Regions from separate parts of the Homo sapiens genome. Here region 2 is linked to region 1. Evidence: chromatin loops called from intact Hi-C (ENCODE). Cell type or tissue: PC-3. All regions are shown on one strand. Links, peaks and the distances in the headings refer to the core of each region. The heading gives the core; the rest is flanking DNA. Region 1 overlaps HMCN1 (hemicentin 1). Region 2 overlaps HMCN1 (hemicentin 1).

Region 1 (2,933 bases), core at 281-2,780:
CATATGAATTTTAAAAAAACATATATGGCTAGACAAATGAAGAAAGCAAATACATTTTAAAAATAAACCAAAAAAGGAAAGAAAAGGCATTATATGTCATCATGGACATAGATATAATGTAGAGCTATCAGAGGTTTGATTTTCATTTTTGGACATGATTAGACATGATTCAACTTAGAAAAGCAGTTTTAATTTCCATTTAAGTTTTCATAATATGCATTTGCTTACAAATATCCTACACACACACACACACACACACACACACACACACACACACACACACACTTTAAAGGAGGACTGGCTTGTATTTAATTTAGGGAAGAAAGTATGATAAGGCATTTAACTCATAGTATGCATAAACCTTCAAGCAGAACAGTGGCCAAAGTACAGGCTCAATAAATGTTATCTATTGCTACTACTAGCTCTAGTACTCCAAAGTTCTTTTAAGGGAAATAATCCCCAAATATTTATGTTGTAAATGAGCAACAGTTTTGGAATATGTGCCTTGCAAAAGGTTTTGCAAGTGTTTTAAAATCATTTTCTCAATTTATACTCACATAAATATTACTATTTCTTTTTATAAATGAGGAATCTCAAGCTTTTTGATATTAGGTAACATGTCTTACACAGGTCACAAAAATAGCAAGTAGCAAAGCTGGTCTCAAAATAAGGTATTTAATGCCAAAGCCAGTTTCCTTTATTGCTTCGCTACTTTCCTTCTAAATATCTGTTTAAATAACCTTATTGATCTAATCAAGTTAACATATTTATTTATATAATTTGTATGTTACTTCAAAGTAGGAAAGTAAAGAATTAAAGACAGATGTATGTCTAGGGCTGATCTCATCCTCAACAAAATGAATTTATTTCTCAAATATTTTTACTTCATTCCTATCTCCAATCACTTTGAGTAACTGGCCCACCAAAAATTACCAAGTAGCAAATGACAAAGTTAATAATAAAATCACTGGCTTTCCTCAGCAAATGTTCTTGGTACTAAGTATGATAAGCTTATTTAAACTCATGCACACTTTGGGGAGAAACAAGAACAAAATATGTTTAAGATATTGAAAGGTACTATATCTACTGTAGGTACATTCATAGGTAGTGTTTTGATTTTTATGTTTAGTGTTGAAATTCCTTTGGGCCTGAATGAAGCATCTATTAAAACTTTAGTTTGCAGTTCGAGTTTTCTATTAGAGTTTCTGCTAGAGTAAAGAATTCTCTGAGGGACAAACCATCCTACATCCCCAGAGAACAAGGAATAGAGACTGCGACAAGACAGTGGAGGACAGGAATGGGAATGTTTGACCCTTTTTTAGGTATCCATTTAGGTACCCTATCCAGAAGCAAATACGTTGTTGATATTGTAATGATCTTTTGTGTAAACTTCAAAGGACAAAGAATATTGAAGGCTATTTTGACTGTTGGATTACTTTTTCAAAATGGAATATACAGGTGATTAGAGTGGGGTGGATATTATAATGGGAAATTTCTTGAATTTCTTTTAAAAGTGTGCATCTATGGGAATATCCTTAAGGGTAAATACATGAGTCATTGCGTGGCAAATATTGCAGATTCCTGTGGCCAAATAACATTTAAGAGAAAGAATACACTAAACTATGATGCCTGGATTCAATCCATATGTGCTGCTTAGGCAACCAACAGATTGTTCTATTCCCCACAATAAGTACTAAATCTGATTTTGTTAGTTTTTAGGTGATGGTAAGGATGGAGATCAAAACAGTTTCCTTGGGAGAATTGTCCTTGATCTACAGACAGGATTCCTAGAGAAAACTATAAATCTCATTTTTTCAGAGTTGCTAGCAGCTGCAGCTAAAAAACAAACTCATTTTCAGTGAAATGGACATAAAGGAAAATTAGAATTTTTTCTCTATCCAAACTGGGTAGGAGCAGTTAGTTCTCCGAAAGCATCTTTTTTTATTCCTAGACCTTAAAAAAAAATTCAGGAGAATTGTGGAGTCCTAGTATTGGAATTGATTTTGAATATCACTTGTCCAGTTACCCCGTCAGATGTTGGAATCCCTTCCAGCAACCTGTCAGTACCCCAGACCTGAGTAACACTAGTTAAAGATTTGATAGCACTGGATTTTGTCACCAGATGATACCTGGGGGACTCCTATGGAGCAATGTCTGGGGAGCTTCTTTTAATGCTGGAGGCTGATATCAGCTTTCTTTGGCAGGCATATTACATTATTGAATACTGATTCTGTCATCAGCTAAGTCCCTCAGGTTTCCTTACATAAATGTTTAAACTAGGTCTCTATCCTTTTATATTCATGGTGATTTTTTAAAATCCTGATTTATTTGCTCTATCATATATGTAGTCATTGCCTTTAAGATCTTATTTCATCATTTTTTAAATGACTACTAAAAACAATGTAAAATTTGCGTACCTCAAACTTTCTTATAATGTGATGTCTTTGTAAATCATAATGATTTTATTAGTAAAAATGCATTTTTCCATTTTGCCAAGAGAGGAAATTACACAAGCAGTATAAATATATTTTTACCACATTAAATAATCACAGCATTCCAATCTTCATTAACTAGCTAATAACAAAGATAATACCAAATGTGCTAGACGGCATGCAGAATCCATATGTGAGTGTTGGAGCAGAAGGAAGAGAGAAATTTCTATGGCTAGGTAGAGTCTTGACTAGCAGAGAGGAAAAACAGAGAAGGATCATAAGAGAGGAAGAACTGGGAGCAAGAAGGTCTGCTCAGAGCAAGTATAGGTATGGTGAATGCTTCCTCCTCGAATAAGCAAATGATGATTGGCTAGTAAGACCTTCTTAGACCCTGTCCCTGCCCCCTCTGGCTCTTGCTCCCTAAGCAAACAAGGGAACCACTTGTTAGGTGGGACCAGGAATCCATTCCAACCAGGGCAATGGCAGTGTCTTAATTTTGAA
Region 2 (2,933 bases), core at 203-2,702, 200 kb after region 1:
TCAATGGAAAGAAAATAAGCCAAAAGGCCAAATTATATATGTGAACTGTGTGTGTGTATGTGAGAGAAAGAACATGGGCGCTTGCGTGGTGGGAGATAGGATTACTATGATAATCAGGGAGAAAAGCTATTCTAAGTTGAAATTTTACCATTTGTTACTAATTAAGGTAATTCTCATACATAGTCACAACTTGAGTCTCAGCTGTGGCTATCAGCTAAAAAGCATTCCCATTTCCAGTATACTCACCTGTATTTCACATACTTTAAAAAACTCATTTATAACTTATTCACTCGTGTGGTGGGAGATGGGATTACTATAATAACCAGGGAGAAAAGTTATTCTCAGTTGAAATTTTACCATTTGTTACTAATTAAGATAATTCTTATAGTCACAACTTTTGCCTCAGCTGTGGCTATCAGCTAAAAAGCATTCCTATTTCCAGTACATTCACCTGTAATTTACATACTTTAAAAAACTTATAACTTAATAAGCCCTCTTCATTTTGATTGTATTTGTTTAAACTTTTTAATTATTGAGATTATAAGCTGAATTTACCTATGATTTATAGTTTATTCACATATTTTTAAATAAAAATAAAACTAGATGAAATAACTTTGTTCCAATGGAGAACAAATACTTTTTAAAATTTTGAAAGCATGCACTGATGTAGAAAATGACTTATAAATAAATGAGTATCATCTTTTAAAAATCCTTCAGGCAGGTTATGAGAAATGCTATTATACACCCTGTAAAAATTTACTATTAAATAGTAAAAGTTACTATATGGTAAATTTATATTCATTACATACTACTTATATGTAATTAACTTCTGTTCCTGCCTCTTTTCACCCATTTTCCCTCTCCACTTTCCCTTCCCTTCTGTCCTCATTTCTTTCAGATGGGAAAAATATTTATTATTTATATCTAGTTCATTTATTTAATAATTTATTTAATATTTATATCTAGTTCCCAATATGGACAAGACACTAGGCTAAGTGTTATCAAGTAAAGATGAGAAAAAAAAGAGAGAAAAAAGAAAAATTAGGAGTGATGATCAATTAGAAACTGAGGTGAAGAATTCCTTTTTCATATGCAATATTTGAGGTACCTGTGGACTATGTGAAGCTGTCCTCCCTGCAACCAGAAATAGAAACTTATCATTTAGGTGAAATAAGAGTTAAAAACATAAGGTTGCAATGAAATCACTTGGAGAAGGTAAAAGGAATGTATACAGAAGAGTACGCGATAGGATGGCTCTCAGGTGTACCATATAAGAAGAGAGCTAGTAAAAGAGACTCTAGATAAGAAACTGAGAAGGAAGAGCCTAAGAGGTCAGAGGAAAACCCAGTAAAAAAAAATGTGCCATGGAAACTAACGACAGTGTTGTTCTCAGAAGAAAACAATGAGTAAGTTTGATATGGATGAATGGATGGGTGAATGAGTAATATTACATATTGCAGAAAAGTCAAATTAGTCATAAACTAAAAAACATACTTTACAAATATGCAGACCAGTACCTCTTAAAGAAAAGCAGTGTAATAGTGGAAAGCAGAATGCAGTAGATATAAGAATGAATGATAAGGGAAAAAGTTGAGACATCAAAGATAGATTCACTTAAAAAATACTTACATTATGCTTCCATCTTCTAGGCGCTATGCCATGTGTGGACATAGAGCAATTAGTGAGAAAGACAATGATGTTGTTCTCACGGAACTTATAGTTGGCTGGTGGAGAAATATCTTTAAATAGTCAAAATTAAAATTAAACCTCCTAAGAGCTATCATAGGTGGTTATGTAGAAAAGCATATGAGACACGTTTAACTGAGCCCTTAAGGATGAATAGGCATTAACTCTGTGAAGAGGGTAAAAGCAATGCAAAGCCCTGGAGAACACTGTCTGTATTCAATGAGCTTAATATCATTCATTCTGGAGCCTAGTGTGATGCAAGGAGAGAGAGGAGATGGTAGATAAAAAGGTAAAAATAGGCATATTGAAGAAGGCCTCTTAAATCAATTTAAAAAGTATAGATTTGATTCTAAAGGTGATAGAATAAACTAAAGGGATTTAAAGAAGGACCGGATGCTCAGGTCTGTATTTTAGAAGAAAGCAGACATATTTAATAAGTTGAATCAACATGATTAAGTTGATTAGATTAAGAAGTGTGGAAACAAGAAGGGTAAAGGAGGGATGTCTGTGTCTTTCCCTCAGAGAAGGAACAAAGAGGGTTGAGTTCAGTTTTGGACAAGTCAAGTTTGACAATGCTTCTAAGGCAACCAACTTGAGATGTTAAGTAGTTAGTTGGATATTAAAGTCTAGACCTCAGAGAGGGTCTCCATTACAGATATAGCTTTTCAAGTATTTGTATTAATGGAAGCCATGGGGGTAGAGAAGGGTAGAGTTTAGAATGGAGATCATAAATTTATAGTAGTGGCAATCTATGTAATTGTGTCATTTTCTTCTGGAACTTTCAGTTTGTGGTATCAGTGACAAACAGAGTAAACTGTAGGACTCATCCAGAGTAAGAGTATTGACAAATAAGAAGGCAAAAGGTATAAGGTAGTTGAGAATATTGACAAATATTGATTATGAAATCTAAGCTGAGTAGAGAAGTCGGTAAACAGAAGAATAGGCAGCTGGATAGGGGGACTTCTGAGAAGTGAAAGCACTTGAGATTCAGTTAAGTCAATGGGAATTGACTTGAGAATTGGGAATAATTAAGTGAGAGCAAAAAGAACAGAGAAGTTGTCAGAGGCCTAAACTTATAAACTTACAGGAGAAATGTTCTAGATGATGGGAAGGCCTATGGTATGGCTTCTGATGGAAAATGGGATGGGTAGATCAATAACTGAGTAGACAGAGTATTTAGACTGGTTATACATGTGGATGCTGGGTTCATACAGAATGATGGCAGGGCTTAGTATGAAAAGTGTAAG

What was found. Peaks named below come from ENCODE experiments on the same cell type or tissue, not always from the same donor. Only the 100,000 strongest peaks of a DNase experiment are listed, where the experiment ranks them.
Region 2: it touches region 1 in a loop (3.0-fold over the local background); 1 of 110 quality-filtered maps calls a loop at or near these places.

Annotation. Positions count from the first base shown.
Region 1 is chr1:185,852,341-185,855,273 of GRCh38, forward strand. All of the region lies in intron 2 of HMCN1 (hemicentin 1), which reads left to right. Among named protein-coding and RNA genes, the nearest start is that of HMCN1, 120 kb to the left of the region's middle. In PC-3, for the core only: no CTCF peak of the experiment used is centred there; a DNase peak (open chromatin) is centred at 1,581; H3K27ac peaks cover 1,744 bases.
Region 2 is chr1:186,049,151-186,052,083 of GRCh38, forward strand. The region is part of intron 42 of HMCN1 (hemicentin 1); the gene reads left to right. Among named protein-coding and RNA genes, the nearest start is that of PRG4, 250 kb to the right of the region's middle. In PC-3, for the core only: no CTCF peak of the experiment used is centred there; a DNase peak (open chromatin) is centred at 1,381; H3K27ac peaks cover 1,013 bases.